3 separate regions of the Mus musculus genome follow, and regions 1 and 3 are each linked to region 2. Evidence: chromatin loops called from intact Hi-C (ENCODE). Cell type or tissue: left cerebral cortex. All regions are shown on one strand. Links, peaks and the distances in the headings refer to the core of each region. The heading gives the core; the rest is flanking DNA. Region 1 overlaps Ttl (tubulin tyrosine ligase). Region 2 holds the start of AI847159 (expressed sequence AI847159). Region 3 overlaps A730036I17Rik (RIKEN cDNA A730036I17 gene).

The links. Peaks named below come from ENCODE experiments on the same cell type or tissue, not always from the same donor. Only the 100,000 strongest peaks of a DNase experiment are listed, where the experiment ranks them.
Region 1: it touches region 2 in a loop (2.2-fold over the local background); 2 of 42 quality-filtered maps call a loop at or near these places.
Region 3: it touches region 2 in a loop (3-fold over the local background); 4 of 42 quality-filtered maps call a loop at or near these places.

The regions. Positions count from the first base shown.
Region 1 is chr2:129,083,996-129,094,410 of GRCm38, forward strand. It overlaps Ttl (tubulin tyrosine ligase), which reads left to right. Exons shown (of 7, transcript NM_027192.2): 6 at 4,999-5,142; 7 at 8,946-10,415. The coding sequence ends at 9,060. It overlaps Gm46764 (predicted gene, 46764), which reads right to left. Exons shown (of 3, transcript NR_168333.1): 2 at 9,981-10,415; 3 at 8,778-9,705. Among named protein-coding and RNA genes, the nearest start is that of Gm46764, 12 kb to the right of the region's middle. In left cerebral cortex, for the core only: a CTCF peak has its summit at 1,167 (motif pointing left); DNase peaks (open chromatin) are centred at 1,180, 5,601, 6,042, 6,589 and 2 more places; H3K27ac peaks cover 3,582 bases.
Region 2 is chr2:129,175,096-129,185,510 of GRCm38, forward strand. It overlaps AI847159 (expressed sequence AI847159), which reads right to left and starts at 5,578. Exons shown (of 3, transcript NR_045264.1): 1 at 5,359-5,578; 2 at 5,115-5,164; 3 at 3,053-3,788. It overlaps Gm39932 (a long non-coding RNA gene), which reads left to right and starts at 7,508. Exons shown (of 2, transcript XR_866734.2): 1 at 7,508-7,659. In left cerebral cortex, for the core only: a CTCF peak has its summit at 6,615; a DNase peak (open chromatin) is centred at 8,637; H3K27ac peaks cover 1,510 bases.
Region 3 is chr2:129,227,625-129,238,039 of GRCm38, forward strand. A730036I17Rik (RIKEN cDNA A730036I17 gene) reads left to right here. Exons shown (of 5, transcript NR_045838.1): 4 at 4,185-6,161; 5 at 7,321-7,982. Among named protein-coding and RNA genes, the nearest start is that of A730036I17Rik, 14 kb to the left of the region's middle. In left cerebral cortex, for the core only: no CTCF peak of the experiment used is centred there; DNase peaks (open chromatin) are centred at 4,573, 5,091 and 7,630; H3K27ac peaks cover 481 bases.

The DNA.
Region 1 (10,415 bases), core at 813-8,812, 92 kb before region 2:
ACTCACAACCATCTGTAATGGGATCTGATATCCTCTTCTGGCCTGCAGTCAGATAATGCAAGCAGAACACTATATACATAATAAATAAATAAATCTTAAAAACAAACAAAACAAAAAAGAAGAGCAGTCAGTGCTCTCAACCCTGGGCCATCTCTCCAGCTCAGGCAAACTCCTTTTAACCCAGTATCTGGTGAGCTAAATCAGTAGGGGTTGAGGGCTTCAGCTAGCCTGGGCTATAGGATGAGACCATGCCCCCAAAATAAGTAAGTAAATTTATATAATGAGACCCTGCCCCCAAATAAGTAAAAATACATATGTAAATAAATAAATTTATATTTTAAGACCCTGTCCCCAAAATAAATAAATGAATAAATTTATATAATGAAACTCTGCCTCCAAAATAAGTAAATAGGAAGGAAGGAAGGAAGGAAGGAAGGAAGGAAGAAAGGAAAAAAGAAAGAAAGAAAGAAAATAAGAAAGAAAATAAATCCAGCATCCTCAGAGAGTCCTTTTAGCTCCCTTAAAATATGATTCCTTGACAAAGGTAGCCTTTCCTTCCCATGTTTATGTCTATAGAGTTATGGGTGCTCATTTTAAATGAAATTACTTATGGCTCCTGTTTTAAGTTCAGCTCTTGTTGACACCATATTGCTATATTTATCTGCAAAGCACTAGTTTCTTTCTTTATTACTATGTGTTATTCCATTATGTGACTATTACAAACTGTGTGCCTTCAGCAGTTGATAGACATCTGGGTTTTATGCCTTGTATTTTATTTTTGCTCAGCCGGGCGTGGTGGTGCATGCCTTTAATCCCAGCACTCGGGAGGCAGAGGCAGACGGATTTCTGAGTTCGAGGCCAGCCTGGTCTACAGAGTGAGTTTCAGGACAGCCAGAGCTATACAGAGAAACCCTGTCTCAAACAACAACAACAACAACAACAACAACAACAACAACAACAACCACCACCTATTTTTGCTCATCTTTCATTTTGTTTTCCTTCTTGTTTCTTACGTTTCAGACCTATACTTTAGTTATAGATTTAGTTATAGGTCTGGTAATTATAGGATGGTTAGAATTCCTACAAGAGAAAATAAAATATGCAGAAGGAATCCCCACTCTAGGAGCCTTTTATTGGGCACTTTTGCGCCCCCTGCTGGCTGTTACCTGAAGTGCAGGGGTGCTCTCCTGAATGATGCTCACAACCATCAGGTTCTCTTTTTCCCCAGCCAACCTCCTGCTGGCTCCCACTATAGTCAAAAAAAGGTGCACTGCCTGCAGCTTCAGTCAATGAAAGCCCTTACTCATCCTGACCTCCTAGCAGATAAAAGGTGTGGTGTGTGGGTCAGATTGCACCACTTGCCTTTTTAGCCTTTCCTGTTGTTTCCCCTTTCACTAAACTTCTGACTTTTAAAAATTATGTTTTAGGGAGCTGGAGAGATGGCTCAGTGATTAAGAGCACTGACTGCTCTTCCAGAGGTCCTGAGTTCAATTCCCAGCAACCACATGGTGGCTCACAACCATCTGTAATGGGATCTGATGCACTCTTCTGGTGTGTCGGAAGATAGCTACAGTGTACTCGTATACATAAAATAAATAATTCCTTTTAGAAAATTACATTGTTTAAATATAGTTTAATCAAAACACTTTTAAATGAGCAAGGTGTGGTGGTGTGTTTATCAATCTTGAGGCACCAGAATCGAGGAGAGTGGAACAGACACGTGGGCAGATTTACATCTCATGCTACAGTCAGCTCTTTTCAGCACGTCAGACAATTTATACTGTGAGGGTTGAGAAGAGTCACCTGAATAGAGTGTATGAAAGACCCACAATGTGAGGACTCCCCCACGTTCTGACTCAGGAGAGGCGACACCCCGAATCACTCACGAGAAACGGTCTTGCTGCAAACTGCAAGAGGACTTTTATTCAAGAGCGCTCTTGGGCCTACAGTCATACACCACGCAGGGGTAGAGGACAGTAGCGCCCCGAGTAGCTGGGTAAGGGGGTATTTAAAGGAAGAAACCACAACTCAAGGAGGTGGGGAGGGCATTGTTGGAAAATACCAAAAATACCAGTTAAGAGTCACAAGGAAGTGCAAAGTCACAAGAGTCACAAGGGATACCAGGTAATTGTGGGGGTTATTTCTCAAGACAGTTTCTAAGAGCCCCTAACAAAAGCACCTTTGCATAGTGGGTTCCAGCAATGGTCAGGGTGGGTCAGGGTGACTTTCTTTGAGTGAACACTCCATGAACCCAGGAAGAGGGTGGATGGAGGAATGTCGCTATCTGTTTTATGATTAGCATACCTTGGAGCATTGAGTCACAGAGGTCACATTCTCAAGCCTGGGTCTAAAGGCCTAGAATTTTGCTTTTACCTTATACTTTTTCATGTACAGTCACAAGGACAAGTCGCACGAGGGGAAAACATGCTTTTCCATAGAGGCATATAAACAAATAACAATAGCCAGATGTAACGTATAATCTAATGTAAACTCACTCCTATCTGCTACACCTGGGAGAAGCAGGAAACCATAGTCCAAGAATACTCGTGGGTTTTGAGTAAATTGAGACTCTTGTCTTCTTGGTGTTTTCTCACAAGCCCTCAGAATTCTCCTCGATGAGTCCATTCTTGGATATCTTTAATCCCAGCACTTGGAAGGAAGAGGCAGGTGGATCTCTGAGTTTGAAGCCAGCCTTGTCCACATAGAGAGTTCCAGGCAACCAGAGCTACATGAGATTCTGTAGCCAAAACAATGACAAAGAACAAAAGCAAAAAACTTCGCTTAAAGTACTTTTTCATAGAGAAAACGCTTTAAAATGTTTAATAGAGTGTTCTTTCTTACCTCTCCCATGCCTGGTTTTGTTTGTGAGGTTTTGTTTGTTTGTTAGGCAGGGTTTCTCTGTGTAGTCCTAGCTGACTTGAAACTCACTCTATAGACCAAGCTGGCCTCAGACTCAGAGACCCACCTGCCTCTGTCACCCTGAGTGCTGTTGGGTTTTTTTGTTTTATTTTGTTTTGGTTTTTTTAAAAATTTTTTTTCATTTGTCTGTGTATCCCATGTGTGTGCAGTTGCTGGCTAAGGCCAGGAAAGGGCATTATGTCTCTTGGAGCCAGAGTTAACAGGTTGCTGTAAGCTGCCCCAGTATGGCTGCTAGGAACTGTACCTGGGTCCTCTAGAGGAACAACAAGCACTCTTATCTGCTGAGCTGTCTCTCCAGCTCATTGTTTGTTTTGAGATAAAAAAAATTTACATAATCCAGATTGTCCTTGAACTCAAGATTCCTTCTTCCTCAGCCTCTTGAGTGCCAGGGTCACAGATGTGCCATTAGACATGGGTTATCAGCAGGTGTTGGTGCTACAAAATGAAACTATATGGTGGCACTTTCATACATGCTGATAACGTACTATGGCTATACTCACCCTGTCCCCATTTCCCCACCTTACTAGTCTTTTTAACTCCTAAGTAATATATGTGTGTTTATTGGCATCAATGGTAAAGAATCAATGGTGTGCTAGTTCATAAGAACAATGTTTATTAAATTTATTAAATGATGCCTAGATCTGGTTGTGGAGACACAATGTTTGCTGAAGGAGGCAGAGGCAGGGGGATCATGAGTTCAAGGCCAGCCTGGGCTGCATACACATTTAGCTGGGCCTGGTGGCATAGGCCTTTAATCCCAGTATTAGGGAGCCAGAGGCAGGAGGATCTCTGTAGAGTTCGAGGTCTATTTGTGAGTTTCTGGACAGTCAGCACTACTTAGAGGTCACATTGAATATCTTATCTCTATGAACAGTCTAAATGCTAGGTGGGAGTAGCTACTATTTCTCCTGACTTTGTAGATAAGGAAACAAAGCTGGCTTAGGAAATTCATTTGAAAATGTAGTAGTATACATCTATAACCCTCTGGAGTCATCTGAGGGTTGCCATCAAGTTCAAGATAAACCTGGTGAGTACTAGGCCAGCCAGGGCTATATAGCCAGACCAGACCTCAAAAACAAATGTCTAAGACTGTGGCCTGTTTTTAGACAAGATTGGGCATGTTGAGGGTAGTGTGACAATAGACCTGGCCTGTCTTTAGACCTCCTCTGTTTCTTCAGTATGCTTGAAGTCTCAATGTTTACTCCTTTCTGTGTTATTAAACTTTTTTAATTAAAAAAAAAAGTAGTTGGTGCTAACAAGAATTCTGTCATAGATTTCAATATTTAATTTGAATACTTGTAAATGTTCCATTAGCAGTAGTTGGCAGAAAATCTGGAGCTAGCAAGAGAAATCAATGCTGCCCAGAATTCTCTTTTTTTATGTATATTTTTATTTTATGTATATGAATACACTGTAGCTGTCTTCAGACACACCAGAAGAGGACACTGGATCCCATCACAGATGGTTGTGAGCCTCCATGTGGTTTCTGGGAATTGAACTCAGGACCTCTGGAAGAGCAGCCAGTGCTCTTAACTGCTGAGCCATCTCTCCAGCCCCCATGCCCAGCATTCTCTCTGCAACTTCTGCTTTACCAAGTGCCAGTCTACTCTTCACATGTCAAAATACATGAATGTAGTCTAGGGTGATGGCTTGGTTGATAAAGTCATTTCAGCATGAGGACCCAGTTCATCCCCAGCACGCATGTCTAATAGAGCCTCGTGTGGTGGCTTGGAACCCAAGCACTGGGGATGCAGAGACAAGCAGATATCTGGGGCTCACTGGCCATTGGTAATTCTCACAAACAGCAGCAGCAACAGCTAGTGACATCTGCACTGATGGAGATTCATAGTGACTTGGTACTGAATTGCCTGTAGTGGGGCCTGAGCTAGCAGCTTTGACCTGGAACAGGGGCGATTGTATGCATACCTAACAATTCGTTTGATGAGTAGCCTTCTCTTGAATAATCTGTTGGTAAATTCATCAATTTAAAAAGACTATTAAGTTGAAGCCGATTCCTATGCACACTTGGTATAGGATCTTCTGATCGGCATAGCCTTATGTGTTCCTTCCTCCTCCCAGGAGCTGCCTCATGAGTGTGGAGCCCGCCATCAGCACCAAACACCTCCCTTACCAGAGCTTCCAGCTCCTCGGCTTTGACTTCATGGTGGACGAGGAGCTGAAGGTCTGGCTCATTGAAGTCAACGGCGCCCCAGCGTGTGCCCAGTAAGCCCAAACCCTTTGCCTGTGTTGACGACCAGAAGTTGGGTGTACACCTTGGGTAATCTGACAGGTTCAAGCATGGACCTTTGGTTGCTGTCAGGAAAACGTTGTCACAGTGAGGGGAGTCCTTTAGTAGACATGATCAACATGGCAGCCCTGCCTGGTGGGAGGGGCTTAGCTGAGCCATTTCCCTGTGGTTCTGTGCTACCAGGGTTTCAATTAAAACTAAGCTGGGTATAGTAGGTTAGACCTGTAATCTTAGTACTAGAGAGGCTGAGACAGGAGGATCACTGTGGGTTCAAGGCCATACTGGATTATACAGTAAGCCTGTGCCCAAGATGTTTGAATGAGATCCTGCCCGCAAATAACAATAAAAATAACACCACCACCACCCTAAACTGTTAGAGAAGCCCTGGCACCATCATGTTCATGTGACAAACTGAGTAAGCTGGCCTGTGAGTAAGAGAGACTGTGACGTTCAAGGGCTTCTCAGGCAGGTGGCCACACAGTAGAGTCTGAGCTAGGGTGTAAGGCAACAGGGCTCAGTCTCCCCAAAGGCAGTGGGGGGACTGTTCAGGGAGACACGGGGACCGTGCTCTGTGCTGTGTTGTTTCCTCCTGCCCCTTCTATTAAAGACCCCTGGCTCCAGAGCACTGTTCAGTCCTCCATCCTGATGTCTTCTACCCTCTTCATGCTCCATGCCTCCTCCCCTGCATGGCTGTGGGGCTCACACACACACACACACACACACGCGCGCGCTCATGCACACGCACACACCCTGCTCCCTACATGAACCAGTCCTTGGACTACAGCATTTCCAGGGCTGTCCTGTCTTCTTCCAAGAAGTATCCTTAGAAATGATGGTTCCTCCTTTTGTCCTCATTTCTCTGTGGCAGCTTTGGAGGAGGCCACCTCCCTCTTGCAGAATCTTTCTTCTCTTTGGCTGATTCAGGCCCTCGTATATCAGATAGGGCTGACTATGGGGTCTGTGAGCAAGCTGGAGTCTCTCTTCCTCACCAAGGACCTCAGGTTCTGGTGCTGGGTGGCCTGGGCCTTCTGTTCCATCTCCTGTGTGTGTTTTTGTTAAACTTCATAATAAAGCCACCAAATTAGAGCAGCTTCTGAATGCTAGGCCCGTGTCTGCACCTGCCTTCCCCAGGTCCTGAGGATGACTGTGGGTCTAAGGGGGAGCACCCACCCCCGTCCTCCTCCCCAGACTTTTCCGTGGCTAAGGCAATGGAGGAGCTGCCATCTCCCTCCTCGGGAACTGACACCCTGCTTCTGCTCCCACAAGCCCAGTCTGTGGGTCCTGTGAACTCTGCCTCTGGCCTCCTTGGTCCTCTGTCCCTTTGTGTCTGGTACCTTCTGTAATTGGGGGGAACTTTTGCAAAGAGCTTCTTCACTGGAATTTCTATTTCTGCACCACCCCCATAAAATCCTTCCTTCCCAGAGCAGCCTGTGTGAGAAAATAGAAACCACACCCCTCCCCCCCACCCCCACTCCCCGTGACGCTGCCGCCTCATCTCTCTCTGTCACCCAACCAAAGATGCCATTCCCTGTGACAGCTCTTACCCACTGTGGGTCTTTGTGCTTCTGTGACCTTCCTGTGGGGTCCCTGTCCCCCTCACTCAAGTTCCCTGTTCTCTACTCAAAGCTTTAGTATTTCTTCCATTGTATTAGTTGTTAACAAACAGCTGGTTTTTGTTTTCTTCCTGGAATGTTCACACCACGCACGATGTCTCCAGCTTCGTTTTGGTTTGGTTTGGTATGGGTTTTTTTGTTTGTTTGTTGTTTAGGGTTTTTTGGTGGCTTTTGAGTCTGCACCCTGGCTCTGTGCCTGCCACACAGTTCTCTGTGCATTTTCTTTGAATGAGCAGATGGTGCTTCCTGGTTAACAGTGTTTTCCGTTCACCTATCCTTTTCTTTCTTCCTTATTATTGTGTGTACAGGGACACAGGTGTCACAGCGAATGTCAGGGGTAGCTTTGTGAAGTCAGTTCTCTCCTTCCGCCTTTACGTGGGCTCTGGGGACTGAACTCAGGTGGCCACACTTACGCTGGCTGCACTGTGCCTTTGCCTGAGGAGCCGTCTCACCAGCCCAGCACTCACCTGATTTACAGTGGCTTGGGTTTTAATTAAGTAGAAACATCTTTATATTGTCTCTATTAGCAAGAAATGTAATGCTTAAGTGCAAAAGATTTCTTTATATTGGGCCCAACCCAGATTCTTCTAGCGACGTGGTTTATTTGTGGATCCAGTGATGTGGGCCTAGTGGTGTGTGACACCTGTGCCACCCTGACTCTTCCTGTGCCACCGGGGTTTAAGAGGCCACCTTGAAACTGGCCCTTGCTCCAGCTCTCCTCATGGGAGATGCTCACAGCAGTAACTTATGTGCATGGCATATTTTTATAGCCGTGGTTCTTGGTGAACTAACATCTTCACTGAAGGGCTTCCATATCTCTGTCCCTTCAGCAACAGGAGCTTGAGTCATTTGGCTACCAGATTGTTGAAAATGGGACTAAATTGTGTAAGTGGGAGGGGCTGGGGAGTTGGGGAGTGGAGAGAGCATGGAGCAGGACTGATGAAGGTCAGCTAGCAGTTAGGACTTCCTAAGAGAGAACATGGAAGCATGGCTTCCTAGAGGCTTTCTAACAGGGTAAAATACAGACCTGGCAACCTAGGAGATAGAGGTGGGAGAGAAAGTTCTGTGATGGGGGCAGGGAGGGGCTGCCAGGTGAACATGTCATTAGACAACAGGGATAAGAATGGCATAAGAGAAACTCTTAGCCAGTGGAGTTGGCACACAGCGACTTCTGGGGATGAGAATGGTTAAGACCTTAGGCTAAGGCAGGCTGGTCTGCACTCCTGTCCTTTGGTCGGGCCTCTTGGGTTCCCAATGCCTCCTGTGCAAGTTGCAGGCATATGTTTCCTCACACCTCTGGCTTCTGCCTGCGCTAAGGGTCAGTCCCAAGCAGTTGGCTCTGGGGACTCATCCTACCTATGGAGTCCCACAAGGGAACCAGACAGACAACCTCCCCACACACTGTCATAGGGAGATGGGAGGGTCTCTCCTTTGTGTTCTGCTGTGCAGCCGTGGGTGTTAGAAGTCAGGGATGCTGGGGCGAAACCTCCCGTGTGCTGATTAGAATTACAGGAAAGGGAACTAAGATGATGGGGTTCTGTTGCCCCTAGGGGAAGTTAAGCCCACTGAGCCACATGACCTTGGGCCTACAATACGCTTGCTCTGCTCTCAAGTTCCGTTTCTCCTATGTATCCTGAGTTCTTCAGTCTTGTTGGTATAGATTACTGCTCCCCTCGCATACTGCCCAGCATGCGCACCCACACAGCCTCCTTCCCCTTCTCCAGACCCTCTGTCTCCTGCCTCTCCTTCCTCTGCTTTTCTACGCTGTCATCACTCTTTGTCAGATGACTCTTTATTTCCTGAGTCCCATCTCAACTGTCAACTCCACCAGTCTTCACTAGTGTCCCTTTTCTCTTAGAAGGTGTTGATTTTCCTGGCCGATGCCTACCCCTCCTTGTACAGCCTCACAGACAGGTGAGCCAGGCTCCTGATTCTACTGAAATTACCTTCTCTGCCAGTCATCAGGAGCTCCTTGTTCCCATCAAGGCCTTACATGGTTTATCTGTGTGCAGAGCCTCTTGTGGGTACTTTATTCACAGAGACGAGTTTTTCAAAAGAGGAATTTCTAGGGCAGATCGTCACTGAAATACACACACACACACACACACACACCATACCCAGCTTTGATGAACAGCCTCAGTGACATCTTTAACAACTTATTTCAGGAAACTCTATGCAGAACTGTGCCAGGGCATCGTGGACATAGCCATATCCAGTGTCTTCCCACCCCCGGACACGGAGCAGGTGCCGCAGCAGCCGGCTGCGTTCGTCAAGCTGTGAAGCACCGGAAGGCACAGAGCCACCTTGGGAAATGTACGGGGTCCTGCTCCAGAGGAAAGAGAGAGAACTGGACTGCTCCTTGTCAAGGCATGCTGGGGGACAGATGTGCAGGAAGAGTGTGAAGAGATGGCGGCTGTGGAAGAGCAGCTGAGCTGCCCACAGTGCTGTGGAGACCTTGGGAAGCTGGCGCAAGCGACTGAGAGGGAGAGCCCAGCACTTCTCTGAAGGGCTGGGACCAGGGATTTGTTATGGCGTGATCTGATCCTTTGAGCGGTTTCTGGCCTTGGATGGTACTGGGAACAGAGCGCCTTCTCCCCGGGATGCAGCCCAGGGGCCTCTGAGGGGGTGTCTGCTCACCTGCTGCAGCTTTAGTGCCTTAGTCTGTGCATGGTGCAGCCTCACTGGACACAGACTGGACCTTAGAGCATTTTAGAGGTTGCCACATGTTCCCTGCGACACTATGTCCCGCTGAACTCTGGACCAGCATGCATCACAGTCCGGGCTGTGCCCTGGCCTGTCAGTGAAGGCCTCTTGCTTGTCACCATCCCGGTGGGCTATGAGTGAGCGCCTGCCAGGGGTCCTGTGGACGCCAGTGTATGCTGCTCACTGCATGTTTTAGAAACAAAAGCCGCAGGCCTGACGAATCTGCAAGCATCAAATAAGCATGAGAGAGAGAAAAACAAAAACAAAACCATGATAATCTTACTTTACTTAAAGGGATGGGTGGATGGGTGGGTGGGAGGGAGTCTCTGAAGAGTCTTGAGTCTCAGTTATCTTTGGTTTAACCAGAATTCTGAATGCCGCTTTGCAATTTCTCTCCCCTTTATCCCCCCACAACCCCCTCCCCCCACCTTTGAACCTTTGTAGCAATCCTTTCTGGGAGTCAGAGAAGGTAGAATCCTTTTCCTCACACTCCTCACCTCATAGCTCTCCCCATGCGGGGCCTCCTTGGCTCCAAGGGCCTCTGCAGGAGCTGGAGGGCCAGGTTCCATTCCAGAAAGGGCCCAGTCTGCATATGCATGTAAGTGACAGGAGAGACGCCCTCTCAGTGAGGGTGTGCCTGCCTGAGTGAGAAAGAAGTATTTTTGGAGCTCTGCACTGCTTCTTTTAAGTGTCCACAAAAGTGTACCATGAGATGTTGTTTCTGGGTCATGGGTCCATTCATATTTTATAGACTTCTAGGGAGCCCGCTTCCATGGTGGTGTCAGGAAGAGTCTCGTGTATTCAGGGTGAGCGTGTGAACAGGCGCTTCTGAAGAGTGTCCTGGAACCACGGCAGACGAAGCGAATCTGCCCTTCTCCCCAGAGCACAGTGTGTTCTTTGCTGGTGTAACCGTGTGCGTCTTCATTTGCATT
Region 2 (10,415 bases), core at 1,679-9,678:
GGGTGGAGGAGGGGGAAGAGGAGGAGGAGGAGGAGGAGGAGGAGGTAGCTTGAGGGATGGATCAATGGTTAAGAGTATTGGCTGCTTTCCCAGAGGACCCTGGTTTGGTTACCCAGAATCCACATGGTGGCTTACAACCATCTGTAACACCAGTCTCTGGGCATCTGATACCTTCTTCTGGCCCTCTGGAACACTAGGCACACACCAGGTACATAGACATACCTATAGGCAAAACACCTACAAAATTATTTTTTAAAATTGGGGAGGATTTTGGAGGAGTTGGGATGGGAAAGAATACGATCAAAATATATTGTATCAACAATTTTTATTTAAGAAAGAGAGAGGGGGGAGGAAGGAAGGAAGGAAGGGAGGGAGGGAGGGAGGGAGGGAGGAAGGAAGGAAAGAAAGAAAGAAAGAAAGAAAGAAAGAAAGAAAGAAAGAAAGAGAGAGAGAGAGAGAGAGAAAGATGACCATGGGTTGAGTTGCATCATTGGTGATCAATTACTTCCTGATTTAATAGAAGAGAAAGTTAAAGGTCCAGAGAGGAAGAGCTGCTGCCTACCCAAGGAGGGGTTCTATGCCCTCTCTTACTAGAACCTGGCATGTTAATGTCGTGGTACCCTGGAGGAAAAAGGTGAATATAAGCAGAAGTAGCTGGACATGGTTGAACTTTCAGATCTGTCAGGCTGGTGGCTGCTGATTAATCCGAGATTACCTCATTTCCTTCCTTAGCCAAAGACAGCTTGTTTGGAGAAAGCAGCCTCCCCTAGGGCCCAGGGCACTCCTTTTCCTCAGTGAGTCACAGCCTCTGAACCCACTGTGGACAGCCTGACTCCAAGGCAAGAGTCCTCCCACTCCCACTTTTTCCAATGGACACTCCTGTCAGAGGCACTCCACTCCTTCAGCCATCTCTCTATAACTTAAACTAACTTACTCAGACATATTATATTCGCCTTGAAATGGGATCTTATGGGTCCAGAGGATTGCCAGTCTTCAATTTTTTTTTCTTCAAAGATTTATTTATTGTATGTATATGAGTACACTGTAGCTGTACAGATGGTTGTGAGCTATCATGTGGTTGCTGGGAATTGAACTTCAGGACCTCCGCTCACTCTAGCCCTGCTTGCTCTGGCCCAAAGATTAATTTATTATTATATGTAAGTACACTGTAGCTGTCTTCAGACACACCAGCAGAGGGCGTCAGATCTCAATTATGAATGGTTGTGAGCCACCATGTGGTTGCTGGGATTTGAACTCAGGACCTTCGGAAGAGCAGTCAGTGCTCTTAACTGCTGAGCCATCTCTCCAGCCCCAGTCTTCAATTCTTAAAGTTCATGTTTTTAAAAAGGTATAGGCATTGCTTTAGCTGGGGTTCCTATAACTGTGAAGAAACACCGTGAACAAAAGCAACTTGGGAAGAAAGGGTTTGTTTCATTCTTAGTTCTCTAGAACAGCTCACATCAAAAGTGGGAAAGGGAGGCACGCATGCAGGGCAGGAACTTGGAGGCAGGGGCTGATGCATAAAGGGGTGCTGCTTGCAGGCTTGCTCATCATGGCTTGCTCAGCCAGCTTTCTTATGTAACACAGGACCCCCCCCCCACACACACACACACAATGGGCTGGGACCTCCCACATCAATCACTAGTTAAGAAAATTCCCCACGGGTATGCCTACAGCCCAATCTGGGATTAAAGGCGTGTGGGTATTTTCTTTATTGAGGTTCCTCCCTTTCGGTTGACTTTAGCTTGTGTCAAGTTGACGTGAAACTAGCCAGCACAGATGCAGAGCGTGGTTTTCCTGCAACGTGTGCAGGACTCCTGGACGCTGCATGAGCCTGAAAAGGTCTTACAAGTGGTTTTTAGGACGCCAGTGTACACTAGCATTGTGTCCTCCTCTAGGAGGATGAGCAAGGCAGAAGCTTGGTTGTGGATACTTCTTTGCCTCCTCAGTTGCAGGGACTAGGCTGTGGCTACGTAACCCCTCACAAGGCTACGTAGGTCTCTTTAGGTCTCTGGCCAGGATTTGAAATGAAGCTAGCCCTGGGAAGAATGTTATTTCCTTGTCACTATGACTAACTCCAGTGAGGATTAACACAAAACAAATCCCTTTGTCATGGGCTGTCGCTGGTCCTGATCCTCCCAGCCAGCAGACACCAGAGGAGGGGGGTGGCAGAGTGGGAGGACAAGGACTAGAAGGAGGAGGTGGTAGTTGTGGTGGTGAGGCAGTCGTGAAAGAAATTACCTCAAGAATACCCTCTAGGGGAAGAAGTAAGAACAGGTACCTATTTGTTCAAGAAAAAAGGAACAAAAATAGAAATTAAAAAAAAAAAAAAAAGCAGAGACTAATGAGCTTAGCTACCTGCTGTAGGGCATGGCAGAGACAGGACAGGAGGGATAAAGCAGATGGAGTGGGAACAGGACTTCTAGACAGAGCCTTTTGTTCTGACATGACATTTAGGAGCCACTGCAAAATTAAAACTGAGAGTAAAATTTGGAAGAATATGGAGAACCCTAAAATCAAATGAAAAACAGAAATAAACAAATTAAAAGATAATGCCCTTTGACCTCCATCTTGCCTCTTTATAGTTAAAGCAATCAAACTTTTATGACGCATGAAGCAATTAATTAAACAATTCATTTAATCTCTGTGATTTCCTTTAGTCATGGCTACTTTGACAAGGCCTGGGATGGGTGATTTAAAAGTGCTCTAGGCCTCTGTGGGAGATGCTCCTAATCTGGCAGAGACTTGATGCCTCAGGGTTGGGGAAATACCCTGGCGGGGTTGGGGCGGGGCAGGGGGGCCCTCTCAGAAGAGAAGGGTATGGGGGAGGGTCTCTGGGGGGGCACCAGGAAAGGGGCAGCATTTGGCATGTAAATAAATAAATAACAAAAACCAAAAACCATTGAAGCCAGGTTTTTCAATCAGGTTGATGTTAGAACTCAGCTCTGAGAGCCTATTGTATATTCAGCTCTGGGACAGGCACAGAGAGAGTTAAGTGTCCCCGGGTTCCAGGAGTCTATAAACTCAGAGACAAACATCACAAGGTCACACATAAGGAGAGGAGTGATTCCTTTTATTACCCATAAACATTTAAGTGCCATAAGGAGATTTTAGGCATTTTGAGTGTTCTTTGTGGATTGGCTTCCTAGAAGATAAGAAAACTGAGCTAATCCCTGTGGGTTGGATTCAGACAGGGAAAAAGATGAGGGGAAACAAAGAGCAGAACTCACTGAGAGCAGAGGGCGCTCGGGCAGGGATGAGGAGGGGTAGACAGTCCATGCAATGGAGGAGCTCATATATAACTTTCTGGTGACCTCTTAGAGTCCTCAGTCCCACAGGAGGAAGTTGTCCACAAGGGCTGGGGTAAAGGTATTGAATTTCTGATCCCAAATCTCAGTCCTTTGGTAGCTACATCTTGGTAATGGGTGTTTTGCCTTGCCGCTTTCCAATGACTGGCTCAGCAATTGCTGAGGAAAAGGCAGACAGACAGGGGACATTTTGTACGTAGAGTGGTCAACAGTCTTTTTGCATAAGGGAAAAGGAATACGCTCGCTCTTAAGGTCCTTTACACCCTCCCCCACCCCCGAGTCTGGGCGGAGATGCAGAAGTAGGTGTTGGGCCACTCCCTGTTTGCAAAGTAGGAAATGGAATGCTCCAACCTGCTGTGATTTTCTATAGTCAACCTGTCTGCAACCGCAGGAGTGTCAGGGGAAGGGCCAGGAGACAACACTTCTCCTTCGAATTCCTTCCAGCTGTGCTGAGGCTTGGTAGTGAGAATGTTGGTTTCTCTGAAAAACACAGACATATTATAAGACTTTTAATCCCAGGTGTGGGATATGCGGCTGACGATGACTTGCCTCCTGCTCTAAGAAGGGGCGTGGTTTTGCCAGCCGCAGATACTTTCTGTTATTGTATGAGATCTGGAATTCTGGCGACCTTTCAGAGGATGTATAAATGCTAGCACCCCAATCGACGGGGCTGACTGGCCAGTTGTTGGTTCAATGTTGGTTGTTGGTTGGTTGCTATTTGTTAAATAGTTGTGCACAAAGAAACAAGAAATGAGATATCCACCGGGCAGTGGTGGCGCACACCTTTGATTCCAGCACTCGGGAGGCAGAGGCAGGTGGATTTCTGAGTTTGAGGCCAGCCTGGTCTACAGAGTGAGTTCCAGGACAGCCAGGGCTATACAGAGAAACCCTGTCTCGGAAAAAAGAGAGAGAGAGAGAAAGAAGGAGAGAGAAAGGAAGAAAGAGAGAGAGAGAAAGGAAGAAAGAGAAAGATATCCTGACTGTGAAGATCAAACTTGCCCTAAGGAACTCAACAGCCCTAATCAGCAGGAATTATCCTAACAATATCATCGCCCCCTTTCCCCGCCATCCTTTTCTCTCTTCTATCTAATATTAAGGGGTTGAAAAAGTGGAGAAGGGTAAAGAAAAAAGCATCCACAAAATAGCCGAAAGGACAGGCTATAGGGCTCAGCAGGGAAACCCAGAGAACATGAGAAGAGAAAACCCCTGTGCTTTGTGAGGGGAGGCACAGCTGAGTCTGGTAACCAGACAGCAACACTGGCTCTAGCCAGACAGGAACATACAAGGAAAATCTAAATGTAGAAATTCCTATCGGACCATGGACTCATGTAGCATACATCTTAATCAGAATCAGTAATGAGGTAAGTCTAAAAAGGCCTTGAGGTAGAAACAAAGGCAACATCTGGCCTTCAAGTGGCTGTCCTCCACTGTTCCACCCCCCTTCCCTTAAAAAATATTATATATACACATATACATACATACATTAAATATAATATAAATACTCAATTATATATACATATTTATATTTATATATCCATATCTCCCACTTTTGTTCTTCTCATCCCTGTCTGTTCCCATCACTCTGGGTCCTTTCCCAGCATTCACACCAAGGTCTTGGTAGCAGCTCCAGCCATGGGGCTTGGGGCTGTGGCTTGGTATCCGTGCTTCATCAGAAGCATACCATTTCCCTTCCTTCCCTAGCCAATGTCAGAACCAGCCATCAGGCCTAAAGAAGGAGGTGGCTTCTCCCATGACACCCCTCAGACTGTGGTTTTTACATCCTGTGCTGGTGGCCTTTGTACTTACCCCATCCGGAGCTTTCCAGATGTGGTAGCCAACTTTTGTTTTTCTTTCTCCTAGAGCAAGACACAGCTCTGATAATATTTGTATACTATTTGAGGAATGGATATTTTCCTTTAAGTCAATATTTTCAAAACTTTTTAAACCCCCACCCACACAAAGAAATACATTTTATATTATGAACAGTTTACACACACATACACACACACACACACACGCCTTACCACAATTTTCAGGAAATAATACTCACATTGTTGAATGTGCTCTGGTATTTTCTTTCATTTCAGTTTTTTACAAGGCTTCCTGTGTGGGTTTGGAGATGCAGCTCGGCGGTAGAGCACTTGCTCAGCAAACATGAAACTCTAGCACCGACACCAAAAAGCACTTGTTGGGACCTTAAGATAGAAAGCTCTGTCCTAAAGAGCAGAGATACTCCGGTCACTGTTAAACTGAGAAAGCTTTGCATCCAAACCTGGTCAGATTAGGATTAAGCTATAATCAAATGAGGGCTCTGGCCAGTCCTGCTTTGCAGACTGTGAACTTGACCTTGTTGCCAAGGAAGGAGCCTCTCCAGGGTTAGCTGACAGTGGCGATGGCCTCATGGTCTGGATATAGGACCTGCTTGTGCTTTTTGTATTTTTCCTCTTTGGTTCCTTGTATTTTTTCCTTTTGTATTGTACCCTTTCGTCTTTTTCTTTTTCTCTTTCTTTCTTTCTTTCTTTCTTTCTTTCTTTCTTTCTTTCTTTCTTTCTTTCTTTTTTTTTCGGGACAGGGTTTTTCTGTATAGCCCTGTCTGTCCTGGAAATCACTTTGTAGACCAGGCTGGCCTCGAACTCAGAAATCCACCTGCCTCTGCCTCCCGAGTGCTGGGATTAAAGGCGTGTGCCACCACACCTGGCCCCTTTTCGTATTTTTCTAGGGAGACTTAGAGGGATCCAGCAGGCCATGGAAGGACAAAGCAGGCCACTGTCTCAGAATGACAGAAGCTGTCCTTGGCCAAGGAGTAGAGAGTTAACAGTGGGTTCATAGAGCTCAGGAATGCCTACAATAGCATGTTTAGATTTACTAATCTAAGAAATTAAGAAAACAAGCCTGGACTTTAGAGACGGGGCGGGGGGGGGGGGGGGGGCGGGGGGATACAAAGTGGCTCTTAGGCCTAGAGAGGCAGGAGGTGATTGGACATTCAACGGGAATAGTGGCAGGTGATAAGCAGTTGCCCCTCCTCCTGCCTAGCATAGCCTCACCTTGAGCAAGAGGTGAGAGGAATGCAGGGCTGGGGAAGATTATTCCAGTCTTCCATCCCAATATAGCAACATTCCAGCTATAAAACCTTTTAGTCAGTTAAAAATAACTTCATAAAACATAATTGATATATAAATCATGAAATTACACTGCAAAGTGTTGTCATGATTCTGTTTGTGTCCTGGTAACACTACCTACACATCTTGTACAGAGAAAGACCTTGCAGACATGGGGGTGGGGGAGCGGCTACTTTCTAGCCATTCCGATAGGGGGCACTCCACCTCCATGAGGAAAGCTGATAAGAACGATCCAACTATGATTTGGCCGAGGCTAACTTACCAGGGTCTTTGTTCTTTTAACTTTATCAAATACTTTCTAGGATAGCAGTGATCAGTCTGTCAAAGGGACAGCACTGGGCTGGAGAGATAACTGATCGCTCTTTCAGAGGACCTGAAGTCAGTTCCCAGCACCTACTCCGTAGCTAACAGTCCTCTGTAACTCCAGTTCCAGGGGAACCTGACACCCTCTTCTGGCCTCCTCCGACACAGTATACATATGCTACACAGACATACATGCAGGCAAACCCACACATTTTTTAAAAAAGATCTCAAGGGTGGGAGAACGAGGGGGAGGGAATTTAAACTTTTTGAGTCAGGGTCCAGGATGGTCTTGAACTATGAAACCTAGGACAACCTTGAATTTCTGCTCGTCCTGTCTGCACCTCCCAAAGGGCTAGGATTACCGGCCCACACCACTAAGCCCAGTTTATTTGATGCTGGAGATCAAACTTGAGGCTCTGAACAAGCTAAGCTAGCACTCTACTGAGTGAACTACATCCTCAACTCGGGAATTTCATCTTTATACTGAATTTGAGGGGCTGGTGAGACTGTTGTCCAGTTAGAGTACTTGCCTATTCCACTGACATGAAGACCTGGGTTCAGTAACAGGACACACATGCACATACAAGCACACACACTCGCACATGCATGCACAGCAACTCTGTAAATGAAACCAAAAACAAAAGCCTAACCATTTACCTAGTGCTGCTTTTTTTTTTTTTAATGTAGAGTAGTTATAACCCATCTGTAGTAGACTGTGTGCCTCAGAATTCCAGTGTTGAGTCTGACTCCAAATATGGTAGCATCAGGAGGCAGGCCTCTGAGTGGTGATCAGATAATAGAGTGAAACTTTCATGGGTCAATGCTCTCATAAGAAACTCCCAGAGAGCTCCCTCAGTCTTCTGCCATGAGGACAAGAAAGAGGATGGATTTCTGTAGGTCAAATGATGGGCCTTCAGGAGACATAACCTGTGAGTATTCTGATCTGGAATTTCCCAGCCTCCTCTGGGCAATACATTTCTGTTGCTTAGAGTCCACGGCGTACTGTCTTAGCAGTCTGCATAGATTAAGACACTAATGTGCTCATTGTTTGCCAAATATAGGAAGTGAGGATGGCCCATGTTCCCGTGAGCTTTCACTTTAGTGAGGGAGACTGGGATGACCTTAACCCGTGGAATAAACAGGTCCTGAGCGGAGACTAGAGCTCTCTGGCCCAGGATTCTTCCAGCTGAGGAGGAACCCGTGTCTTCTGAGACTTGAGTTCTCGTCTGTAGAATTCAGGTAGCTTCATTGTTGCTCAGGATTGGTACAAGGCAGGAACCAGAGGGTGGGCTGTGAAGCAGATAAGACTTCTGAGGAAGTTATTTTTTCCTAATTTTATGAATGGTGGCACTCAGTAGATAATTATGGGAAAACCCCCAAGAAATAAAATATAAAAATCTAAGCTTACCTTTTGCTAAATAACTGTGTACAGCTGCGCAGAAGGGAGTGGTGGGAAGGACAAGCCAGCCTGGGTACAGTCGATGCCCCCCCCCCCCCCCCCCCCGGCCATGAAGCAATGGAAAATAAAGCTGGTCTGGATGGAAGGCACAGTCGTGGAAAGCCAGCCCTGGCTAGACAAAGCCTTCTGGATTCTGTCCCATGGGCAATGGTAGAAAATCATGGCTTAATTGTGTGGGTTGGTTCCAGAGAAGTGTAGAGCCGGGGACAGAGCTGAAGATGTCATTAGATGAGCGGTTAGACCCACGGAGCAGACAGTGCAGTAAGGGCTGGAGAAACCAGAGTCTAGTCTCGGTGCCTGGTTTCCATTCGGTCTCGTCTTCTCCATCTGCTTTCTCCTCCTGCTCGCCTCCTCCTCCATCCCCACAGCCCACACCAGGCTCTCAATCCTCTACCACTTAAGTCAGTGTGTTGATGGCACTTAGCAAACGCTTAGGATGATCCAAATGTTGCCAGCATCAGGAGCTCAGGCGGGCTGCCTTTGAGTGGGTCATGAGCTGAGGAGAGGCAAGCCCACTCTTCTCTTTAGTGAGAAAGGCGGCTGGGAGTCTAGCTCACAGGAAGCCCGGGCCCTTGGCAGCGCCTGACGTCAGGTGCGGTGCAGCTGCTTTGGTGAGAAGAGAAGCTGACACCTCTGGGCTAGCTGAGGGCCGCTGCTTCCTCTGCTCGCTCTCAGGCTGAGGAAAACAGGTCATCTTGCACCCTGCCAGACACCAGTGCCTCTGGGGACCCAGCGGTAGTGAAGTATGGAATGGCTGCAGGCACCTCAGTAAGGAAGTAAAAGTGGTGATTCAGTCTAGTGGAGCTGAGTTGGCTCTGGCCATCCTGGGGCCTTCTGCCTTCCTTGCTACCCCATATCTTACTCTTCCTGACTCGTCCTGAGCTTGTGAATTCACCAATTCCTCAATGCCTGTGCTCTGACTCCAGGGCACAAAGGTGTCCACCTCAGTATTTTGCTGGGATATCTCTATAAGTGCATGAGAGAAGACAGCTGACCAACCAGACCCAGGGCTTGGCTAGGTGACACCTATGTTTTGAGTTAAACGTGCATAGAAGGACCAGACATAAGGATGACGGGTGGGAGGTCTTCATCACTAGGTCACATGCCACACAATGGACTGATGATGATTGTGGTAATGGCACTAGATGGCTGTAAGCCATGTAGTCTCCTAGCATCCAAATAATCCAGGACCGAGGCAGGAGTGGGTGTGGAAAGAGGCAGTAACCTGGGTAAAATCTCAGGATGTAGACTGCCCAGACGTGGAGTTCAGAGACTCAAAGAGCAGTAGGCTTGAAGCCTCAGAATACCTACCTGGGAGGGAATGCCCATCTGGTTATTCTCTCAGGGTGTGGCTCCGGAGACGGCTGCTATACAGTGGGACTTTTGGCTACTTTGTGAGTTCTTTTTTCTTTCGCTCTTCTTCTCCCCTATTCTTCTACCCCAGTAATCCCCTAACACTAGGTAGGAGAGAAAAAAAGGATAGAGGGGAAAGGGGGTGACGTTATCGTTAGACTACTCCCTGCAGTTTAGGGGCTTTAAGTTCCTTGGGGCAAATTTGATCTTCGTCTTCAGAATATCTAATTTTTTCTTGCAGTTGTTTCTTCTTTGTGCATGACTACTTAACAAACCACAGACAACCACCAAGCAGCCAATCAGCCCCTACTTGTGGGGCTCTGGCATGTATATATCCTCTGAAAAGTCCCCAAAATTCCAAATGTCATGCATTTGCAGAAACTATGTGCAGCTGCAAAAACACACTTCTGCTAGAACATGAGGCAAATCATAGTCAGCTGCTGTGGACAATCTGAAGCAGTCCTATGTCCCACACCTGGAATTAGAATGAAAACACATTCTTGTAATATTTGTGTTTTCTTAACGAATCCAGAATTCTCACTCCACTGCTGCTCTGAGTCACTGAGACTTTTGGGGTGACTGTGCTGCAGTTGTTGGAAGAGCTACATAGCTTGAATTCAAGTTGGTGGGGAAGAAGGTACAGGTTTAGTGGAAACGGGCCTAGTGATTTCAGTGCACACAGATTAGGTGAGATTCTACAAGGAGACTGAGGAGAGACAATGAGGGCTGGCAAAGGAGGCTGCTGTGGCCTCAGATAGGTAGAGAGTACACAGAAACCATTGGAGACTGTGTTAAAAAGGAGCCTCACTTGGGCTAGAGAGATAGCTCTGTGGGTAAAATGTGAGGACCTGAGTTCACTCCCCAGCACCGCGA
Region 3 (10,415 bases), core at 1,089-9,088, 52 kb after region 2:
AGAGGCTTCATTTCATTTCTCTCTCTCTCTCTCTCTCTCTCTCTCTCTCTCTCTCTCTCTCTCTCTCTCTCTCTCTCTCTCTCTCTCGTGTGTGTGTGTGTGTGTGTGTGTGTGTGTGTGTGTATGTGTGTGTGTGTGTGTGTGATGCTGCCTGGGGTTGTGGGCAGCAGAACTGTATCCACGCTATGAGCAGGCACCTGTATCCTGCCTCCACCCTTCCCCATCCCCACTTAGTGCCTGCAGGTCAAAACTCTGCCTCCTCCCGGTCTGCTCTCTGCAGCTCCTTCCCTCTGGGTCCACCGATGAGCCTATCTGGCGCCTTTTCACCTATCAGCCCCAGGCAGATGCAGGCCTGCGGGCCCCACCCCAGCAGCACTGCCTGGCCTTTAAGGTGCTCTGCGGGTGATCCCATCTTGCACTCTGCCAGGGTCTTTCTTGTTCCATTTCTGCCTGATTTTCAATAAGATTATATTCTTAGGAGGACTAGAAAAGGAGGAGGAAGAGGAAGAGTAGGAGGAAGAAGAGGAAGAAGAGGAAAAAGAGGAGGACACAGCTGGGAGAACAAGAAATTATTTAAACGGTAATATAAAACTGCGATAGTGAAAATAGTTGAATACTACTAGCCCAAGAACAAGCATTGTCTTATTGGATTAGAGTTGAAAATTATGAAATAGACATACATGCTATGAGAATTTACTCTCTGGGGAAAGTGGGTAAAGCCTAAACCAGTGTTTCTCAGCTGGGGCTGGCTTCTCCTGCCAAAGGACAATTTAAAGTCCGAGTTTGAAAAGATTAGTCAGTGAACCCTTTAACCATCTCTAATAAGGTCCAGAAGAAAACATTTATCCTTGTGATAAGAATTTTTACAGGGCACAAGTAATGGAAGTAATATCAGTACAGGTAACCCACAGTCATACAAGGGCACAGATCAGCCACATACAAAACAGCAGCTGTAATAGAGGAGGCAAAGAGTTAATGTCCTCAATATGTAAAGAGCTTGCAAAAATAACTAAGAAAATAAAAGATCACAATAAAAATGGGCAAAGGAAATGCATGACTAGGAATGTTATTTAAAAAAAAGAACCACAGAGCCCAGGCCTGGTGGCACACTGGCAAGGGCTTCCAGGGCTCGGGAGGAAAAGGAGGAAATGGTTTGCTCAAAGTTCAAGGCCAGCTTGAGTTACATAGTGTGGTCAGATCAGGCAAGGCTCCATGCAAAAACCCGCAGTAGGGTGAGGGAGGGAAGATGACGGAAAGAAATAAAAAGAGGGAAAGAAAGAGTGAGTGGCCAGCCAGAAAGCACCGTGGTACATGCCTGTCATCCAGCACTGGGAGGCAGGGGTAGGAGGCTCCACACTTTGAGACCAGTTACCAGTGGGGCTTCGTAATGTGACTGACCGTTTCAGCGGGGAGGGGACTACCGAGGGCTAACAAAGGGTCTTCAGTCTTCTGCAATGAGCAGAATTTTGTGTCTTTATTGATCTGAACAAGTTGAGAAGCAGCTAAAAAAGATACCATCCTGTGTCCGCATCGGCGTAGCATCCAAGAGAAAGGCTTTCTTGGATGATGAACAGTTGTGCGGTTACAGCACTTTGGGAACCATAGACTTTGCATGCAATAAAATGCACCCATTTTCAGTATATGGCAAGATAGAATAAGCATGCAGACCAAGGTAAATATAATCACAGTAAAGTTAAGCAAATTTTAACTGGTAAAGTTCAGGATCTGTCACCGTCCACGTCCCCTCTTACTTACTCCTTTGCCACAAGCCTCACCGGTACTTGCTTTCCTTTGGTCTTTTCTAGAATTTCATGGAAATTAGAGTAGGCAATTGTGCCTGGGTCTTTAATCCCCCCCTTTTTTTATTGCTGAGTAATATTCTGTTGCATAAGCATACCATAATTTTTAACGACTTTCATTTTTGAGCTGCAGTGACCTTTGGAGCGGCTGGCGGGCTGCAGATGGGATGCGATGGATCTTTGCACATCCTCTCCTTAGATAAGGGAGGTTTCTTGCCTCTCAGAGTCTCACATAATGAAGAGTAGATCTAGCCTTCTGCTTCTTGTTTAGTGTATTTAAAAATATCATTATTGCACACATAAAAGAAACAAACTTGAAGATGTTCAACTAAAAAAAAAAAAAAAAAAAGAAAAGTATAAATTGTCCTATCAGCTCCACAAATTGATTTAGATGTTAAAGAGACCACCAATCCCTCACCACTTGCCCCTTAATGGGCCCACCATTTTTTTCTAGAATGCATACTTTATCTTTCCCTTTATGTAGACATTAATATATTTGTAGAATAATATGTTGCCTTTTACTTAAAAATTTCAAAACATTTAAAAATAAGACAAGCTAGGCAGTGGTGGCCCATGCCTTTAATTCCAGCACTTGGGAGGCAGAGGCAGGCAGATTTCTGAGTTCAAGGTCAGCCTGGTCTACAGAGTGAGTTCCAGGACAGCCAGAGCTACACAGATAAACCTTGTCTTGAAAAACAAAACAAAACAACAAATTTAAAAAGTGGCTGGAGAGATTGGCTCAGTGGTTAAAAGCACTCACTGGCTGCTCTTCCAGAGGACCTGGGTTCAATTCCAACACCCACATGGGGGCTCACAACTTCTGTTATGACTGCAGTTCGAGGGGATCAAACAGGCTCTTCTATAGTCTGAGGGAAATGCTCATACATGCACGCTGGCAAAGCACTAATACACATATACCACCACTACCACCACCACTACCACTACTACTACTAAATACTAAGAACTAAAAATAAAACCGTATTTCCATGTTCTTGACTTACACAGCAACAGGACACTCTCCCTTATCCCTGATACCTGGATTTGCTTGTTTGTTTGTTTGTATGATGTGTGTGCATGTGCACACTGCAGAGACAGAGCTCGGTCATTCTGCTTTGTCATTTTCTGCCTTATTCCCTCGAGACATCCAATGGAACTCACACTGTTTGTCAGCAAGTGTCTTTACCCTCAGAGCCACCTCACTGGCTCCAATGAGTGGCTTTTACAGAGAGCTTCATGCCACCAACTTCTGAGTCAAATGCTGTGTGGGTTTATCTGATTGGTGGAGCCCTGGTCCATGTCTTCCTATAGAGAAACTGGGAACTCCAGCCTCTGGCATTTCAGCTTGTATTGTGAAGGGAAGTCTGCCTTAACATAGGGGCACAGAATTTAGGGGCACAAAAAGGATGGAAACTGCCTACTATGGTAGCACCCTGCAAAGTCCCAAACATCACGTTTCATCTGTCCCCAGTCTTCCTCTCCTTATTCCAGGTCCCTCATCCTCACCTTGGGTTGTGAGATGCCCCTTTCTCCTTAGATGTGCTCCAAAGGCAGATGCTTAGGATTTAAGGATCTTCCCCTGCTACATACACACACGCACACACACACACACACACACACACACACACACACACACACACACACGAGAGAAAGGACTGCAACACACATGCCTATCTCACCTGAGGATTGCCATACTCTGTGTAATGCCTGGGACCTATTCTTAACTGTAGAGAGAAGTCCATTCTGTTCTCACACAGGCAGAGTTCTGCCTTTTGCTCATTGGCATAAAATAGTGAATGGCTATATATATGTGTGTGTATATATATGTATACATATATATATTTGTATATATGTGTGTGTATATGTATATATATGTGTGTGTATGTATACACACATATGCATACGTATATATGTGTGTATATATATGTATACATATATATTTGTATATATGTGTGTATATATGTATAGATATGTGTGTATACACACACACACACACATATAGGTCTTTTACAATTTCATAGATACCTATAGTAGTTATATATTTTTTATTATAGTCCCTTGTTATCTTTGCTTATTGCCTTTCCTTTCCCACCAAACTCTTTCTTTGTTTCAGTGACCTCCCTCCTACGTGTGTGTGTGTGTGTTTGTGTGTGTGTGTGTGTTTGTGTGTGTGTGTGTGTGTGTGTGTCTGTGTGTGTGTATGTATGACTAAACCACTGAAAAACATGAAACCCACAAAACCCCACAAGCAACCATTATCCATATGGTCTCAGATGTGTGTGTGTGTGGGGGGGGCACCTCATTATTCCCTTCCCCAAACATGTTGGAATATTGATGAAGGAGATTTCATTCTTTTTAAAAACAGATTTTATTTTTAATTATGCATAGGTTGTGTGTATCTGTGCATGTTAGTACAGGTGTCAGTGGAGACCAGAAGAGCACACTGGATCTCTTGGAGCAGGAGTTACAGATGGTTGTGAACTTTAAATTCAACTGAAGTCCTTTGGAAGAACAGAGCATGCTCCTGGCTACCTAGCCATCTTTCTACCCCTGAGACGAGTGCTTTCTTGAAAACAACTTCTACTGGACATAAGGCCTCCTCTGTCAGTCCTCAAGAACCTGACCAGAGCTGCACCCCTGTGCCTGTCATTAGGGAGCTTGCTTAGCAGCAGAGGAATCCTAGTCCTTCACACCTCTGGTGTGAAGTCCTACTGTGCCAAGTGGGCTTCCTAGGAGCAGTTTCTAGCCAAGTCTCCATATGCTTGGTGGGCGGGTGTGGAAACCCGGGTAAGGCTTGGCAGGAGATCTGCAGAGGGAGCTGTTACAACCCAAACAGTCACTGTGTGCACAATGCTTCACTCACACGTCTCTTCCATATGCCTGGAACCAGTTACTGGAAACTGCAAGACTCTGTGCAACCCCTCAAAATGACAGAGAAAGTGCCTGGGACTCACGGGACAACTTGGTCTAATGTCTCCTAGGCATCCTAAAAGCCACTGAGTATTTAAATTATCATACAGAGGGAAATATACCCAGGTCAGTCCTTCCACTATTGGACTGAAATAAAGATTTTTGGTTGCCCGACTTCTTAGCATTCAGGACTTGCTCTGGATGTGACAACTCTCTTTCCTTCTGATGAGTTTCCAGTCCAACGTCAGATGCGGTCTGGAAGGAAGCATTTCTCACAAGCCAAGTGTGAGGACACGTGCTCCGTGCGAGCCACAGCCTTTGGACTCCATTCTGGACTTTGACTGCTGCGTGGAGTAAGGCTGGAACTAGAGAGATGTCACTGTGCTGACTCACACTGCACATGCTCCCAGACAGTGAGCGGGATCCCCACTGAGGAGTGCAAGGCTCAAGCTGATAGAACCTGGCCACTGGCTCTGCAGTGGAAGAGAAGGTAGCAAGGACAACCACAGGAGCCCCCCTCCCCAGTTCTTCGGGGTCTGCCTCTCTCTCCCCTCCCTGCTGTGGACCACCTCTGTTGCCTGCTGCCAAGGAGCCCTCCTGCCAGCCCAGCTTTCTTTGCTCCATCCTCCAGAGCCCTAGATTCCTGGGTCTCACCCACAGTAGATGCTGGGCCAGATTTTCCCTGCCTCTGTTGACTTCCGTCCCTGGGCACTCTGTGCAGCTACGTGTGAATGGATGAGTGTAAGAGAGAGGACCCAGGAGGCAAAGAGAGAAATGAGCGTATGAAGGGCCGAGTGCTTAGCTGATGAACACTGAACTTCTGAGACTTAAAATATTCCAGAATGTTCTCCCCTTCAGCTGGACGATGTTACTATAGGATCTTTAGACCCTTTGAGAAAATGAGAATATTCCTATTGTGAACCTATTGTGTCATTTGGGTGTTTCTTCCTAATGCTTAGCAAAGAGAGCATTAGTTGGAGCTCTGGCTCAGCAACAAGCACATTGGGTGCTCTTGGAGAAGACCCCATTCAGTTTCTAGCACCTATGTGCTGGCTTACAACCATTTCCAGTCCAGGGGAGTCTGACGCCCTCTCCTGGCTTCTGTGTGATGCATAGACAAACATGGGTAAAACACCCATGTGCATAAAGTGAAATGGAAAGGAAAAAAAAGACCAGGTAAAGAGGCCTGGGAAGATGTCAGCAGGTAGAGTTTGCTGAGCCTCAGACTTCTGATCTCAGAATCCATGTAAAACCTGAGCTTGGCAGTGTGTGTTTGTAACCAGCCAACGGCTTACCAGAGACTGGCAGAACCTGGGGGCTCGCTGGCCATACTGTCTAACTGAAATGATAGTCTCCAAGTTAATCAAGAGACTTAGTCTTAAAAATAAGGTGGAGAGTGAGAGACGATGACACCTGATGACCTCTGGCCTCCACATGTGTGTCCATAGTACATAGGTGAGTCCTCTCCTCCAACACATGTGGGCATTCACACACACACACACACACACACACACACACACACACACACACAGAGGAGAGGGTGAGGGGAGAAGGGAGAGGGAGAGAGACAGAGACAGAGAGAGAAGAGAGGAAGAGGAGAGAGAGAGAGAGAGAGAGAGAGAGAGAGAGAGAGAGAGAGAGAGAGAAAGAGAGAGAGAAGGGTAAGCACAGAGAAGCACAGAGAGGACACAGGCTCCGTGCTTCAAAATAAAGAAAAGCATGTCTGAAGCTGGGTTTGAGAGCCGGGGTAGCAGGCAGGGCATTCCACCTTCCTTGACGCTGACGTTCTCATTGAGGCAGGACATCCAATCCCTCCCGTTCTTTACTTTGGGGTGAGGAGCTTTGACTGTTAGTGCGAGTGAGTTCAGTCCCCATGCTGCTTTTCTCCAATAGAAGAAGTGCGTCTGCTTTTCTGTGGCCGCCCTGAGGTCTGAATCTTATGGTGACAACAGCAGATAAAAGCGGCTTTGTCTGGGCAGCTTCTTGAGATAGAGCAGAGAAGAAGCTGGGCCTGTCTTTAGACTGAAGTCTGTGATAAGCCTCTGAGCTCAGAGACACAGAAATGGTCTCTGTGTGCCTGTCTAAAGCATTCTGTCTGTCTGGGCTGTTTTGTGCTGCTAGGCTTTTTTGTTTGTTTGTTTTTGTTTTTAAATTTTATTTTGAGATGGGGTCTTCCTGGCTGTCCTGGAACTCACAAAAGTAGACCAAGCTCGTCTCAGACTCGCAGAGGTTTGCTGACCTCCGGAATGCTGGGATTGAAGGTGCAGGTCACTGTGTTCAGCTCTCGGTTAGTTTGTCTTGTAAACAAAATATCATGGGCTGAGTAGTGAACAGTAAAAAAACCTTCCTCCTCACCTTCGAGAGACGGGGCAATGGGAGATCAAACCATTCTCTGATTTATAGGCACTATACTGAATGGTAGCTCTCCAGTAGCTGTTATGAGGGCAAGTTCCAATTCCAGAGGCTCCTACCACATGACCTCATCTTCTAAACACCCCACTTCTATCGCAACCAAGTGGAAGTTAAGCATTTTAACAAATACATTTGAGGTGACATAAGTTAAGAGCCTGTTAGGCCATCTAAACACTCTCTGTCTCTGTCTTGTCTCTGATAGTTTTCAACTTCCTCTTTTGCACCTGAAGCCATACAAGAGCATCCCCAGAATGGAGAGTAAAGGGACCTGGCAGGACCTGGAGGGGCTTCCTGCCTGACCATTCCGCATCAGCCTGCATCTGACCCTGTCCCCTGGCTAAGGAGAAGCACCTGTCCCTTCTGGAACAGGCAGCTCTCCAGTGAAAGCTGAAAGAGCTCTGTCAAAATTAGGCCTGGAATAGAAAAAAGATGGGGTTCTGGGAAGAAGAGAGGAAGCTGGCTAACCCGGGTGTGGAGAGCCTTTTGGGGTGCCGCTTGGCAGGGATCTGACATTGGCCAAGGACAAGGAATTGGGCTGCTTGGCAGGAATCTGACATTAGGGCATGGCAAAGAAGACAGTTCAGGCAGGGACCTGACGTTGGCCAAGGACAAGGAAGTAAGAATCTGGTTTTAGGGTAGAACAAAGAAGTAGGCTCTGATATCTGGATCATCCTTAGAAACAGCATCAGTGGAGAGATCAGGGGACTTGGTGTGTATTGTCTTGCTTGTTACTTGACTATTTATTGTCTCGCTTGATTCCTCATTGTACTACTCAACACTTGCATGTAATTAAAATGGTATAAAAGCAGACAGGAAAAAAATTAAACCGGCCTTTAGTCTCAGAAGTGACTGAGGTCATGCTACAATGTTGTCTAATTATCTTTTTCCTTTTTAATCCTCACCCCCTTTTTTTTTTCTTTTGGTTTTTCCTGTGCTGGAGAACCTGTTGACTGACTGAGTGGGCTTGGTCAGGTGGCACCCCAAGCTTTATTGGATATAGTGGTAGAAGCAAATTTATACCCCAACCCCCAAGATTGGAAAGGAATTTTGGAGTAGTTGTTGCTCCAGAAAAGATTCAAAGGCAATATATTTTTTAATATTTGGGGCCTCAGTTATATCCTAGAAAAACTGTGGCACAGAAAATTCAAGAAAGAAAGGGTGACTTACTTAATTCAAATTATTTTCCAAAGCTTTGAGGAGATATTAATTGGCTAACCTTTGGCGAAAGGAACCATTAACATGGATTCATCTTTCTTTGTCTCTAAAGAAAGTTTTAACACCTTATTATGAAGCTATTGCTGTATTAATACAGAACTGTAGGATAGAATCATGAAAATATTTTGAGAAAGAACTTGATGAAATATTTATTCCTTCTTCCAGACAGCAATTAAATGGGTTATTGCAAAATACTGATATTTGGCCTACTGCGTGTGCAAATTTTTAAGGCAAAATTGATAATCATTATCCAAAAGACAAGTTGTTAAATTTGCCTCTATGCTTTTGTATTCCCCGTAAATTTACGCATGCAGCCCATAGAAAATGTGCTTATTATATTTACAGATGGTTCATCTAATAGGAAGGCAGCACATGTGACTGAATAACATGTTCATTCTCTCCGTCTCCCCCACCCTCAGTCATCTGGTGTAGCTGGAGAAGTGGGAATGGAGGGGCTGATGTAGTCAGGGGAGCAACAGAGGCAAGGCAGAAAGGGCCATGGTGGCTTTAAAATAGCTTGCACTCTCCACACTGTTATTCTGTGTGTGGAAGTCTCTTCTGCTTTGTTGGGAGAATATCAGGCGGAGTGGGGAGGGTAAGCATTTTAGCATATGAACTGGACAGAGGAGACTGCCTGTGACCTGGAAGGGAGACTGGGGTGGGCATGATAGGAGTGGGGTGCCTACAATCTGCTGCTCCCTTGACTCCCTAGAGAGTCACTCTCTTCACCTCCAGGTCTTCAAATTCCTCTCCTGTGTTTCTATGGAAATGAGGCGCCCAACCTCAGCAAGTGCTTGAGGCAGCCTTCTTACTCTGTGGTTATTGCTTAGAGGGACAAGACAGAAAACTTTTAACCATCAGTTTCTCCTAAAAGCAGCAACTTGGTGGGAAAATAGGCAATGGGCAAGCAGGTGAAACGGACGCACCTCAGGGGACATCTGCTTATCCTCCAGAGGAGTTATGTGCTCCCAAAGGGCACAAAGAATGAGTAAGAAATTCTGTCCTGCTGGGCGTGGTGGTGCACACTTTTAGTCCCAGCACTTGGGAGGCAGAGGCAGGCGGATTTCTAAGTTCGAGGCCAGCCTGGTCTACAGAGTGAGTTCCAGGACAGCCAGGGCTATTCAGAGAAACCCTGTCTCAAAAAACCAAAAAAAGAAAAAGAAAAAAAAAAGAAGAAGAAAAAAAGAAAAAAAGAAAGAAATCCTGTCTTGCTGGGCATGGTGGTGCACACTTTTAGTCCCAGCACTTGGAGGTAGAGGCAGGCAGATCTCTGTGAGTTCAAGGCCAGCCTGATCTTCACAGTGATTTCCAGGACAGTCAAGGTTCCATAGTGTGATCCTGTCTCACATAAGCAAGCAAGCAAGCAAGCAAGCAAGCAAGCAAGCAAGCAAGCAAGCAAATAACCAAAACAAACAAACTAAAAAACCAAGATAAACCATGCAGAAGAAATCCTCAAGCAAAGCTTTTGGTGAACTTGGGGTCTGTGTTGCTTTTAGACTGGTCCTGCAGCTACTCAGAACGCTGGATGGATTTTGTACACAATAGCATTTCAAGGAATATAGTATCCTGGGCTCTAGAATGCCTGTGGGGTTTCTAGAAGACTGATCTACCTTCCTTCCTTCCTTCCTTCCTTCCTTCCTTCCTTCCTTCCTTTCCTTTCCTTCTTTTCATCTTATAAGCAGACAAAAAAACAAGACAAAACAAAACAAAACAACACCCCCCCCCCACACACACTGTACCTTTTCTATAGTAACATCACAAAAATAAGAAAATGTTCACTGGAGTGATAGCTTGTGGTTGTGACCCTAGAAATAGAGACAACAGTAGGAAGATTGTCACACATTATGGGCTAATGTGAAACCCTGTCTCAAAAACAAAAACAAAAACAAAAAACCCTCAATAAAAATTAAGATGTACACCAATTCTCTAGTTTGGTAATTCAGGTTTATTTAGCATGTTTCTATGACAAATTGTTTTGAAGTGTGAAGTGTTTTGTTTTTTTTAAAACCTTATGCATGATTTTATATCTTGTCCACACAAATTTTTCCTTTGGTTTCTTGAAGTAAAGTTGGAGTTTATTGA